2 separate regions of the Homo sapiens genome follow, and region 2 is linked to region 1. A link is a contact called in ENCODE Hi-C or POLR2A ChIA-PET data. All regions are on one chromosome and are shown on one strand. Each heading gives the region's core, a stretch centred on a gene start or an enhancer-like site at or near the end of the contact. The rest is flanking DNA. Distances are from core to core; before and after follow the strand shown.

Region 1 (6,968 bases), core at 3,520-6,019:
ATTGCTGATATGAAGAAAGTTTGAGTGTCCTGGATAGAAGATTAAACCATCCACAACATTCCCTTAAGCCAAAGCCTAATCCAGAGCCAGGGCCTAACTCTCTTCAATTCTGTGAAGGCTGAGAGAGGTAAGGAAGCTACAGAAGAAAGGTTTGAGCTAGCAGAGGTTGGTTCATGAGGTTTAAGGAAAGAAGCCATCTCTATAACAAAAAGGTGCAAGGTGAAGCACCAAGAAATGATGTAGACACTGCAGCAAATTTTCCAAAAGATCTAGCTAAGATCATTGATGAAGGTGGCTATACTAAACAACAGAGTTTCAATATAGACTACACAGCCTTATATTGGAAGAAGACACCATGTAAAAGTTATAGCTGGAGATAAATCCATGCCTGGCATCGAAGGACAGGCTGACTTTTGTTAGTGGGCAATGTAGTGGGTGACTTTAAGTTGAAGCCAGTGCTCATTCACTGTTCCAAAAATCCTAGGGTCTTTGAGAATTATACTAAATCTACTCTTCCTGTGCTCTGTAAATGGAACAGCAAAGCCTGGATAACAGCACATCTGTTTACAGCATGGTTTGCTGAATATTTTGAGCCCACTGTTAAGACCTACTGCTCAGGAAAAAAAATCCTTTCAAAATATTACTGCTTATTGGCAGTGTACCTGTTATCCAAAAACTCTGATGGAGATGTACAAGAAGATTAATGTTATTTTCATGCCTGCTAACACATTTATTCTTCAGCCTATGGATCAAGGAATAATTTTGACTGTCAAATCTCATTACTTAAGAAATTTACTTTTTAAGACAATAGCTGCCATTGATAGTGATTCCTTTGATAGATCTAGGCAAAGTAAATCAAAAGCCTTCTGAAAGGATTCACCACTCTAGAAGCCGTTAAAAACATTCATGATTCATGGGAAGGGACATTAATTAACTCCAACATAAACTGAAGTTAGTAGGAGTTGATTGCAACCCTTATAGTGGATGACTTTGAGGACTTCAAGGTTTCAGTGGAGGAAATAACTTTAGATGTGGCGGAAATAGCAAGAGATCTAGAATTAGAAGTAGAACTTGAAGATGTGACTGAATTGCTGCAATCTCATGATAAAACTTGAATGGATGAGGAATTGTTTCTTGCAGATGAACAAAGGAAGTGCTTTCCTGAGATGGAATCTACTCCTAGTGATGATGCTGTGAACATTGTTGAAATGCCAGCAAAGGATTTAGAATATTACATAAACTTAGTTGGTATAGCAGTGGCAGGGTTTGAGAGGATCGACTCCAATTTTGAAAGAGGTTCTACTGTGAGTAAAATGCTATCAAATAACACCGCGTGCTACAGAAAAATGTTTCCTGAAAGGAAGAGTCAATTGATGCAGCAAACTTCATTGTCGTGTTATTTTAAGAAACTGCCACAACCACCCCAACCTTCAGCAAACACCACCCTGATCGATTAGTAGCCACCAACATTAAGGCAAGACCCATCATAAGTAAAAATGGCCCACTAAAGGCTCAGGTGATCTTTACCATTGTTTAGCAATATAGTATTCTTAAGGCATGTACATTGTTTTTAGTCATAATGGTATTACACACTTAATAGATTACAGTATAGCATAAACATAAATTTTATATGCACTGGGAAACCAAAAAAAAAATGATGTGACTTGCTTTATTGGATTCTTAGCTTTATTGCAGTGGTCTAGAACCGGTCCTGCAATATCTGTGAGGTATGCCTTTATATCCAAAGGAATAGAAATCAGTCTTTCAAAGAGATACCGGCATTCCATGTTTATTGCAGCACTATTCACAGTAGCCAAGGAATGGAATCAACCTAAGTGTCCATCAGTGGGTGAATGGACAAAGAAAATATGGCATACATACACAATGGAATACTATTCCACCATAAAAAAGAATGAAATTCTATCACTTGCAGCAACATAGATGGAATTGGAGGTCATTTATGTTAAGTGAAATAAGCCATTCACAGGAAGACAAATATTGTATGTTCTTATTCAAATTGGGAGCTAAAAAGGTTGATCTCATGGAGGTAGACAGTAGAATGATGGTTACCAGAGGCTGGGAAGGTTAGCGGGGGCTGGGATGTGGGATTTAGAGAGGTTAGTTAAGAGGTACAAAAACACAGACGAAATAAGTTCAAGTGTTCAATAGCTACAGTAGGGTGACTATAGTTAACAAGGATTTATTGTATATTTCAGAATACATAGAAGATTTGAAATGGTCCCTTCACAAAGAAATGATCAATGATCCCAGTTACTCTGATTTGATCATTACACATTATATGCATGTATCAAAATATCCCATGTACTATATTAATATATACATTTTTTTAATTAAGATTTGAGGTGCTATATGTGCCTGAGGAGTTATAGGGGATGCCGGTGGAACGACCATTACATGTGGCAGCTGGACTGGGCAACGGCCGATCGCCACTGTGCTCTGAGGAGAGAAGGCAGAGCTTCCCCCTTTATCTGCTGGCTGGTGAAGTCCTGAGAACCGGGCAGTCAGCTAAGCACCAAGTTTTCTCTGACTACAGAGCTCCTATCAAACGGATGGGTAGAAAAGGAATGTTGTCATAATAGCTAACCCTTCTTTAGTGCTTCTTATAGTCTGGGCACTGGACTGAGGTTTATATGTGTTATATCATTAAAACTCAATCTCTGGGAACGACTGTTAGTACTTGGTAGGTATACTATTATTATTGTCGTTTTACAGATGAGAAAACTGAGGCCCAGAGAAAGTGAGCAAAATGGTGCTGGGGGCGATTAATAGGTGGCAGGGCTGGAACATGAAGCCACAGTCTGGCACCAAAGCCCATTCATGGAGCCCCAACTCAATGGGCTGCTTCTCAGTAGAAGGCTTTGCCTTGTGGAAGGTAGTAGAATGTCTAAAATCATCAGAACACCTGTGTGGATGGTACAACACGGTGACAGATATGTACCAGGGACCTAGATGTGGAGGGAGTGAGGAGGAAAGGAGCAACATATGCACCTCTGGGGAGGCCCTAAGGTCTCCTCAGCCAATTCCTAGGGAATTTAATTTTAAAGGACACAGAGAGGGTAGTTTTTAACACAGGTTTTACTTTTAAGTCATGAGGGATGACTTTCTAAGCCACAGTTCCTTCTGATAACGGTCTTAAAAGAGAAGCACCATGAAGTGATAAACACATCAGTCCAGGAAGATTTAGAGACAGCCTAGTAGAGGAGGATTGGAAACAGTGTGGCTGTGTCCCTGAGGGTGCTGGTGCTAAACCCACGGCACAGTCCATATCAGTCAAAGCTTCATTCTCCTTGTGCCCACACTATGCTGATCTGCCCCAGTGCAACAGGGAGACGCATATGGTCAAGAGAATGTGTCTTTCACGAATAGATTTTCTCCTTCGACCATGGTGAGAAGTCCTTGTAAAGAAGCATACATGAATATATGGATGTGTTGGGCATCAGCTGTGCGTGTGGCCCTCAGCCAGGTGAGTGGAGGAAGTTGGAGGCATTCAGTGTTCACCTCCATGTGCTTTTCAGAGACATACCTGGTGAGCTGTCTGCAGATACACAGCGTAGTGGGAGAGATACGCACGTGAAAGCAGCACAGGGCATGTAGCTAGCACTTGGTAAATATTAGTTTCCTTCCCCTTTCTGTGTGTAAGGCAAGTTGTACGAGCAAAGCATCCGCAGCTCAGAATGCAAAAATAGATCTCCATGTGGGGATGTGGCCTCTTTTCCCCAAGTGTGGACCAGATGTCAGGCCGCCTTGTGAGTACTCAAGGAATGTTACGGCTTCCTTCTTCAGGACTTCACTGCTTCTCTCCATATGGAGAAGGCTCCCTTTCCATGCACTTCCTGGATCTGAAAAACAAGAACAAGAAAGAGGATGGCTCTAAAGTCTCAGGAAATGGACCTTTCTATATCCTCCCTTTTAAAAAGCATTTGTATGTAGGTTTTTTAGGTCTTGCTGTCAAGTCGGATACACAGCTGTCATCTGTTATATCGGTGATTTAATAACATAATAAAAATTTATAGAGAACCACAAGCTCATGGATGTTTGTTTTGGAGTGCATTTATTCATCATTAGTATGGGTATTTTTAATCATTTACTGAGGGCCTAGCAAGGTGCTGGTAATTCAGAGATAAGGAAGATGTCATCCTTTAAACTTGAGAAGCTTATGAATGGCGAAGAGATATAATTAATTGTGAATGGAGTGTGGTAGATAGCATCAGGTTGTATATGAGGTAGAATCAGGAAAGCAAGAATGGCCAGCTCTGAATAGAGTGAGGAGGGAAGATGGGAGATGATCCTTGAGTTGTGTCTTGAAGAATGAGCAAAAATTATATTCATGGAAAGAAAGGATACAATATAAGTGACTTGTTGAGTTTTTCTTGGCTGATACTAAGAATGAATTTTCATTAAATATGCACCAGTAATTCACAGGAAATGATCAGGTCAGAATGTTATGGGACATTGGTCTGAAATATAATGAGAGGGGAAAAAAACAGAAAATTTAAAACGTTTATTTATGATGGCTAATATTCAGAGGGGCTAACTCCCTCCTGCCCAGATAAGGAGAACTTTGCCGCCTGGCAAGGGACCTGCGGCTCTGCACTGCCAGGGCAACAGAACCACACGTCTCAAACGTGGTGTTTAAAGAAGATGTTGGAAGGTTAGAGGCGGTGTAATGGATGGGATTTGACAGTTGCTGTGGCAACACACCCACTTCCAGAACATTAGTGTTAGTGGGAGGGCAGGCAAACTCGTGGTACTTGCCCTGGGCTGCCCTATGTCCCGTACCACCTGTTCTATGCCAAAGGTATGAACAAATTCAAAAGGACAAATGCCTCACATGGCTGATGGCTGCCTGCCTTTGTAGAACTGACCCTGGAATAAGATAAGAAGATGAGTAAATCAGAGAAAAGACAACAGGGAAATAGCGTGGAGGAGGAGGGGGAGGCCAGAGCAAGCAGTGTTAACTCCTTTCAGGTCAACATTTCCCAGGGTTATATTAGAATGTATTGACTAACTGGTAGATTTTTATGGGGAAAAAATGCATATGGCATCTGTGTGTCTAAAATGCCCTTGATAGAAGCAGTAGTGTAGAATGCTTTGGGGCATAAATAGTCCTTAGAGTAGCAAAAAGACAGGTTAATGCAAAATTGGTTGGACAGGTTTTGGTTGGAGGCCTGAGTGATTGCCTCCGGAGCACCACCTTCTGGGGAGTCATGGGTATGACATGGTGTGAATATTCCTGAGGTGTGGGTGGTTGGTTTCCTTACAAGGTAGGGTTTGCAAGCTCCTTACATCCACAGGGGCTGTTTCCTCTGGACCAGTCGTTCTCAATCTTGGCCTCACATGAGAATTACCAGTGATTTTTTTAAAAGAAATTTAAACATTTTATTACAAAATTAATATACGATTGTTGTAAAATAGGACTGTATAAAGAGTAACTTGAGTTCCCATATTCCATTTCCAGATTTAACTGTCCACAGTTTCTGCGTACTCTTCCAGACGTTCCCTTTGTGTTTATAAGCATTTATATACATATATATGGGGGTGGGTGTGTATATATTGTGTGTATGGAAATATGGAAATATATGTATATGCATACAATACATAGTGTTATGCATCTTGCCTTTTTCATTCAATATTTTTTGGAGATTTTTCCATATTAATACATATAGATCTGCCGGCTGCATAGAACCTATGATCTGGATATGCTATAATTTACTTAACAATGCCTCTAGGGATTTAGATTGTTTTCATCGTTGGATTCCATTCTTTGTACACTTGTGTGGTATATCTAAAGTTTTCATTCCTAGATGTGGAATTGCTGGATCAAAGTGTGTAGGCTCCAAAAGAATTGAACTAGTTCACACTCCCACTAAAAGTGTGTGAGAAAGCTGTTTCCTCTTCCATTCAAAAAAATTTTTTTTTTTTTTTACAGAGCCCAGGCCCCATTTTCAGATCTTCTGGGTGAGGTTGGAGGGGAGCTAAGTATCTGTACTTTTACAGAGCTCCACAGGTGAGGCTGATCTGTAACCAGGGTTGAGAACTTACATATGTTCTTATCTATGGCCTTAGATAGAGGGTGTAAAATTAGGAGACGCAGCTCCCACTGATGATGCCTGGGTCATGTCCTTTCAGATCCAAATTGCAAGATCTCCTTTAATGTGGTTAATTGGGAGAAATTGAATGACCCATTTCTTCTGAAATTTCTGTTAAACTGGAGGTCTTTATTTAGACAAATGTAAACATTAATCCATCTTTATTAAGATAATGTATGATTAAAGCAACAAGGTACCATCTAGGTTCTGTTTGATACTTTTCTTGTTATTCTGTAGTTATTTGTTCATAAACCATTTTTTCTTCTTATAGGCTTTCAAGGAAGAATTATCTAATTCCTTTTGGTGTGGCCTCAGATTTCATTAGCAGTAGGTAGAGTTTGTAGTTATTGAAAGTCTTTCTCTTATTTCAGTTTGAAATGTTCCCAGGTTGGCACATAGCTTTGGGAACTGGAAGTGTCTCTTTTCCCTTGCTTAGGTAGCCTCAATAGATTGAAAGAAAATGGACATCTCTTCTTCAGAAAACCTGTTCTAAGAATTATCCATCTTAGGAAATTAGGGTGGTTATTGCTCTTCTTTACTGCCTGCCTGAAAAAAATTTCCCAGCCCTCATTTCTTTCATCCTTTCCTTTGAGGCCATGACTTGTCACCCTCTGCTGTGTTCCTCTGTCCCCTGAGCAGCTGTAAGGGGTGAGAGTCACCTACCCTCACCCCTTACACTCCCACCAACCTGAGGACCACGTGTCTTCATCTAACAGCATTTCTTTTTTTTTTTTTTTTTTTTTTTTTGAGATGGAGTCTCGCTCTGTCACCCAACCAAGCTGGAGTGCAATGGCGCGACCTCAGCTCACTGCAACCTCTGCCTCCCGGGTTCAAGCAGTTCTCCTGTCTCAACCTCCC
Region 2 (6,961 bases), core at 336-2,835, 240 kb before region 1:
TCTAATTTTGAATACTAGTTTTGACATGTATTCTTTTATCAACATCACTATCAAAGGCCCAGGAACATAAGGGAAACACGGAAAGATGAAGCTGTTAGGAAATGACATTTGGGTGGGTGTGTTGGGGCCTACACATATAAGCAGTTGAATACCAGCCTAAGATCTTAGAGGACTGCCATTTAAAATATTTGACAAGGAGAGAAAAATGAACAACTGTCTCCACGTATAATCTGACCCCACTCTTTCTTTCATACTCCATAACCAACTTGTTGGGCCTACTTTTTAGAAATCACAGAATTTTGCCACTTTTCACCACTTCCATCAGTGGTCTAAGCCGCCATCAGGTCCCACCTGTGTTGCTATTATAGCTTCCTACCAGATCACGCTACTTTTACCCTGCCTCACTCCCATACTGTCTAATCTGAACAAAGCAGCCAGAAATATTGTTTTAAAACTGCACTTAGAACTCTCCAGGACTTTCCATCTCAGTCAAAGTAAGGCAGAAATGCTGCAAGTAGAAACCTCCAAGTAACTGTTAAAGCCTATGAGGGCCTACATGACCTGCTGTCCTTTCCCCATCCTAACACTCCTTTTAAAGTACCTCAGCTCTTTCCACACTTCTCCCCTCCACCCCTTTACTCATTCTCCAGCTCATCTGGTCTCTTTGCACCATCTTTCCTCTGACCCTTACTGTGTGTGGAGGAGTTTCTTTTAGTATAACTATTACTATCTTACATCTTAAATAATTTACTTATGTTTTGCTCTTTATCTGTGTCCCCCAACTGGAGGGTAAGCTTCATGAAGACAGCTATCTTGGATTTGTTCTCTGATTTATCTTACAACAATAGCTGTTATTAGGTACTCAAACATTTGGTGAATGGATAAAGGGATAAATGGAGGATATACTTTAAGGTTAAACTGACAGCAAGTTGGGAAGTAACCGAAGATCAGATAAAAGGCTGTTGTAATAGTCTAGAACAGCAATGTCCCTTAGAAATATAATGAAAGCCACAATATATTGCTATATTTTCTAAGAGCTACATTTTTAAAAAAGGAAAAAGAAACAGGTAACGTTAATTTTAATATATTTTATTTAGTTGGATTTATCTAAAATATTACTTTAGCATGCAGTAATATTTTTAAAATTCATTATGAGATATTTTTACTTTTTTATACTGTATCTTTGAAATCTAGTGTTTTTAAAATTTAGAGCACATCTCAATTTTTACACTGAATTTTCATTGGAAATACTGGATCTGTGCTTAGATTTAATAAAATTTACAGTTGAAAAAGTAAATTCACATACTCAAATTGTTCCAAACTTATTTTAAAAGTTTCTAATGACTGAATTGAATACCAAAAATCTTTTTCTTTTAATGTTTACATCCACACTAACAAAACTATTTTATTTTCTAAGAAGAATTTGTTTTTAAGCAAGATCTTTTCAAAGCTACATCTGTTAAGTACCGTCACTAATTCTTGTCAGCTCAGTATTATTAGCATAAAATTCAAGCCTGTGAGATGGAGGCTGCAGTGAATTATGATCATGCCGCTGCACTCCAGCCTGGGCAACAGAGGAAGAACCTGTCTCAAAAACAAACAAAAAAACTGGCCAAGCCCAGTGGCTAATGCCTGTAATCTCAAAACTTTGGGAGATCTGCCAAGGCAGGCAGATCGCTTGAGCCCAGCAGTTCCATTCCAGCCTGGGCAGCATGGAGAACCCCCGACTCTACAAAAAATATTAGCATCAAATTCAAGGAGTATTACAAATAACAAAAGCAACTCTAAATTTAGCAGTATGAAGAAAGCATACTTCAAAATTTTTTCAGTTTTCATAGCCAATTTATGTAACACTATCAATAATTAAGATCTGCATATTAGCTTATAGTAGAAAAATAGGTAAAGTCATTATTTTTTATTTATATTATGAAAAAGTTCAATTTCACTATAAACTCTTATACTTATCTAGCTTCATAAACTTTCCTTTTCCTTGTAGTTTGTAGTTTAACTCATTTACATGCACTGATATTAGTGAGAAAATGTAAATCACACTGCCATTTTCTTTTGTCTGGTTACTGAATAATAGATGCACCTTCCTTTTGTTTAAGAAAACCTTTAATTGGAGTTAAAAGTACAGAAAATCTTCGTAAATCTCTTTCATAACTCAGCCAAGAAGTATTGGCAAATAACATAGCATCAGAAAATGTATTGTCCTCCTTTTTTCTTTTAACAGTTTTATAAACTACTGATGACTCAATTTACGTGCGTATACTAAACAGTGTTAGCAACTGTATCTATGATGCTTTTCATAAAATCAGCTTGAGAAAACTAAGCACAAATATTTTCAATATGTATCATACAGTGGAATAAAACAATAAAGCAGCCTCTTTCTTCTTTGAAAATGTCAATACATTCAAATTTGGTTGTTGTTGTTGTTTCTAATTTTACTTTGAGTTCTGGGATACATGTGCAGAACGTGCAGGTTTATTACATAGGTATACATATCCCATGGTGGTTTGCTGCACCTATCAACCCGACATCTAGGTTTTAAGCCTTGCATGCAGTAGGTATTATCTTTATGCTCTCCCTCCCCTTGCTCCACCGCCCGACAGGCCCCAGTGTGTGATGTTCCCCTCCCTGTGTACATGTGTTCTCATTGTTCAACTCTCACTTAAGAGTGAGAATATGCAGTATTTGGTTTTCTGTTCCTGTGTTAGTTTGCTGAGAATGATGGTTTCCAGCTTCATCCATGTATCTGCAAAGGACATGAAGTCTTTTCTTTTTTATGGCTGCATAGAATTCCATGATGTATATATGCCACATTTTCTTCATCCAGTCTATCATTGATGGGCATTTGGGTTGGTTCCAAGTCTTTGCCATTGTGAACAGTGCCACAATAAACGTACTTGTGCATGTGTCTTTATAGTAGAATGATTTATAATCCTTTGGGTATATACCCAGTAAGAGGATTGCTGGGTCAAATGGTATTTCTGGTTCTAGATCCTTGAGGAATCGCCACACTGTCTTCCACAATGGTTGAACTAATTTACACTCCCACCAACAGCGTAAAAGCATTCCTATTTCTCTACATCCTCTCCAGCATCTGTGTTTCCTGACTTTTTCATGATCGCCATTCTAACTGGCATGAGATGGTATCTCATTGTGGTTTTGATTTGCGTTTCTCTGATGACCAGTGATGATGAGCTTTTTTCATATGTTTCTTGGCCGCATAAATGCCTTCTTTTGAGAAGTGTCTGTTCATATCCTTCACCCACTTTTTGATGGGGTTAATACATTTAAATTTTCGATGCAACATAGCTGGAGCACCATTTATCATGATGAAAACTTGTTTTTTATTATCTACCTGAAACTTTTTTGACAGATGTAAAAGGGTTAAAAATATCTACACTGCAAGTTTGATTTTTTTAGGCTGCAAATCAACATTTTATCATAAGTTTGGACACCCTTTGAGGCAGTACATGCCTGAAGGATGAATTTGGTAGTGTCTCTTGCATGATATGGCCCACTGAAAGCTATTTTAATCAATTGATCGTTGATATTCTTAGAAAGTTCTTATAGTCGATGGGCATTTGTTTTATTACTTAATTGAATATCCTCCATTTTTTATGAAATACGTTTCCCAGTATTTTTATCATAACTGAAATTACTATCTCAATCTAAAAATGGTTTTCTTTTTTGTGCAAAAATTCTAGCCATTTTATAGTTACAAATGTTGGACATTTACTTCTGGTGACTAATTTTATTTATTTATTTTTTTAACTGCTAATACGAAACTTCTTATCAAATTCACCATTAATTTGCAAAAATGGCTATTAATATTGCTCACTTTATATATATTTCAAAATTTTCTTCTACAGTAAACACACTTTTTGCAAATTGCAATTGCATTGTTCCAGTAATATTACTAGCTAATTTATCTCCATTTTATTCTGCATCAGTAGTATGTCTTCACTTTACATTTAATTTAAATTTAATTTTGTCCATACTTATTTTATGGACAAATTTTTACTAAATACAAAAAATAAATATAGCCTAATAAAAATAAGTATTTTAATTTAATTACTAATATGATTTACCTAGGTATCATTGTAACTCAGGCTGATTGCATAAAATATTCAGATAAGCCTACTGTGTGTACATATTGGTGTGTAAAAAAGGATTTATAATTAATTAATTTTTTGACACTGGCCACATCAGTTACGTGTTTATGTATACTACTCAACTGACTCATGTGCCTGACACAGACATTACAGTTCAACAATAATATCTTAAATGATGCAGTGATTACAGTGAGTTAGAGTTCTACCAAAACAGTAAAGTCTTGTTTTGTGAAAAAATAGTTTACATTTCTTGAGTTTTTAAACTTAAATACAAAATAATTATAATTAAATTAAAAATTTGGTTCCTCAGTCAACTAGCTATATTTCAGGTGCTCAGTAGCCACATATAAGTAGTGGCTACTGTGATTGGACAATGCTGATCTAGAACTCTACATCCTTTCTACTCAGAGTGGTCAGCAACAGGAGAAATATCAGCAATCAGGAACTTAGAAATGCAGTCTTAGGTCTCATCCCAGATCTATAGAATCAGAATCTACACTTAACAAGTCTTCAGGTGATTTGTTTACACCTTAAAATTTGAGAAGCTCTTGTCCAGAAAATAGGCAATGGAGGATTTAACTGGGTAATCATAATAGTAATATACCAAAAAGGTCTATGCAGAAGACACCATGAGGATAAAGTCCACCAGATTTAACAGTCATAAAATGTGCAGTAATAAGGAGAAACAACAGTCAAGTCTTTGTAGTTTAGTGACTGAGAGGCTGTAATGATGCAATCAACAAAATAAGATAAATGAGATTGAGGGTAAAGATGTGTGGATTCAGAGTAGTACTTAGTATATAGTTTCCAGTTTAAACAAAAATAATTAAAAATACATGTATACATCTGTGTATACAAACCCACATGCATACATACTGAAACACCATTCATTTCATTAACACCGTAAAAAAACATAGACTACCCAAAATCAACCCTGAAAGTGTCCAATTTTAAAATATGTTGACCATGGATACTATTCAGCTTTTCTTATGTACATAGAATGATATTATTTTGTTAAGAGGATTTTGATGATACAGACCTATTGTTAATGAAAGAGTTCCTATGCTTTAGTGAAAATACCTTTCCATTTTTCCAAAGATTGATTTCTTTTTTCACAATAAATGAGTCTTTAAAAATTATAAATACAGAGTATGTATAACTCTTCTCTTAAAAATTTTTAAAAACTAGAAATTTAAATGGTGTGAAATTTGGCAGTTTCTTTCCTTTGATATCCTTTTGAAGATCTTGACACCAAGTTACTACAGTACTAATGATCATCCCATGTAAATTCCTTAAGCACATAGATAACCTAATTATTAAAACAAGCTGTGAAGGGCTCATTTTTCACTGGAAGGATCACCTTCATTGTTTTATTCAATCAAGGATAGCTACCAGAATACCTACTCACTGTTTTGAAAAGAATTGGCTGTACTGTTCTCTAAAACTCAAGTATTTTTATGAGTTTTTGTGTCTTACAGAATAACCGAGCTTAAGTTTAAAATCATGAGCACAATTTCCCATGAAATTGTTGTTATTTTTTCTTCAAGTTCTAACAACTTTTCACAGGCATGGGCCACTCTTAGCGACTTCCTTTGATCAACAGCTTTCTAAAGCCTACTCTCACACTTAAGTTGTTTTTAAAGTTTCTTTCAGCATAGTATTATGACCTAAGGCAGCAATGAATTGGTGAACAGTCCAAAGCCAAAATATTTAGCTTGTCTGAACCAGTCTTTGCCCTAAAGAAACATGGGATATTAAGCATTTGGCAAATTCTCTGGGTTCAGATAAGCCCACTTGTAGTTGGCCTCACCTGTGTAAAGGTTGAGTTCAGTTCTTGAGAAGAGCATGAAGTCCTGAGGCAGAAATATAAGGTCAAATCAACACAGGATTCTCTGTGGACAATTGAGGTTGAACATGAATCAAGTAACAGCTAGTGCAGCTGACATGTGAGCTATCTTAGTTTTCAGATGAAGCAACAAAGGAAACCAAGAACAAATTAAATGTGTCTTTAAAAGGAACAACAATAATAAGTGATTCCTAAAGTACTTTTCACATTTTCACACTTTTAAAGATTGTGTTTCTTGTGTATTCATTTAAAAAGCAGCAAAGCCTCTAATTTTCAGAATTGATGTGATTTCTCTTATTTTTCTTTAGTGATTAAATTTTTACTAGTTTTTCAGTATAGCACTAGTAGGTGTTTTAAGATGCTATCTCATCTTCAGAGGGAAAAAGAAGAAAAATACATATATTTGTCAGTCTTTTCTGTTCTAAAAGCATGCTGTAGTAAAATGTTCCTGTTTCCATTTCAGATAGTCACTGTGGCCTCAGAATGCCAGCTTTTATTTTCTACCAAAAACCCTCTTTACTCAGATCCCTCATGCTATTCTTTTATTGCCACAGCCACATCCTACCTGCTCCCCTAACACCTGGCAAACACTAATCTGTTCTATATCTCCATAATGTTGTCATTTCAAGAATATTGTATAAATGGAATCATACAGTATGTCATCTTTTGGGATTGGTTCTTTTTACTCAGCAATAATTCCCTTGGGATTCGTCTAGATTCTTGTGTGTATCTGTAGGTTGTTCCTTCTTATTGATGAGTGCATTTAAAACTGGTTAAATCTAAATAAAGTTGTGGGTTGTATCCATGTCAGTTTCCTAGTTGTGATAGTCTATTACAGTCATGCAAGATGAAACTACTGGGGGAGGTTGGATAAAGAGTGCATTCTCCTATACATGCCTGTAATCCCAGCACTTTAGGAGGCCAAAGTGGGAGGATTGCTTCAGACCAAGAGGTCAAAATCAGCCTGGGCAACCAATCATGACTCCATCTCTAC

What was found. Hi-C counts contacts between places; a loop is a spot of excess contacts on that map. ChIA-PET counts read pairs that join two places held with the same protein, here RNA polymerase II (POLR2A). Pooled maps may share reads with other maps.
Region 2: a loop to region 1 is called in a map of endothelial cell of umbilical vein, with 15 times the contacts of the local background. The contact joins two enhancer-like sites. A Hi-C loop is called at or near these places in 30 of 168 maps with a recorded cell type or tissue (A673, CD4-positive, alpha-beta T cell, CD4-positive, alpha-beta memory T cell and 22 more), 36 of 37 single-sample maps with no recorded cell type and 33 of 50 pooled maps. POLR2A ChIA-PET finds 5 or more read pairs at or near these places in 3 of 52 experiments (GM12878, HepG2 and MCF 10A).

The regions. Positions count from the first base shown.
Region 1 is chr17:55,290,907-55,297,874 of GRCh38, forward strand. The region is part of intron 2 of HLF (HLF transcription factor, PAR bZIP family member); the gene reads left to right. Among named protein-coding and RNA genes, the nearest start is that of HLF, 29 kb to the left of the region's middle. RefSeq lists silencers at 5,062-5,356, 5,082-5,376. Within about 2 kb of position 4,770, at least 4 of the 41 ENCODE cell types and tissues checked have a DNase peak (open chromatin) inside an H3K27ac peak, as active enhancers do.
Region 2 is chr17:55,055,111-55,062,071 of GRCh38, forward strand. All of the region lies in intron 12 of STXBP4 (syntaxin binding protein 4), which reads left to right. Among named protein-coding and RNA genes, the nearest start is that of STXBP4, 90 kb to the left of the region's middle. Within about 2 kb of position 1,586, at least 2 of the 41 ENCODE cell types and tissues checked have a DNase peak (open chromatin) inside an H3K27ac peak, as active enhancers do.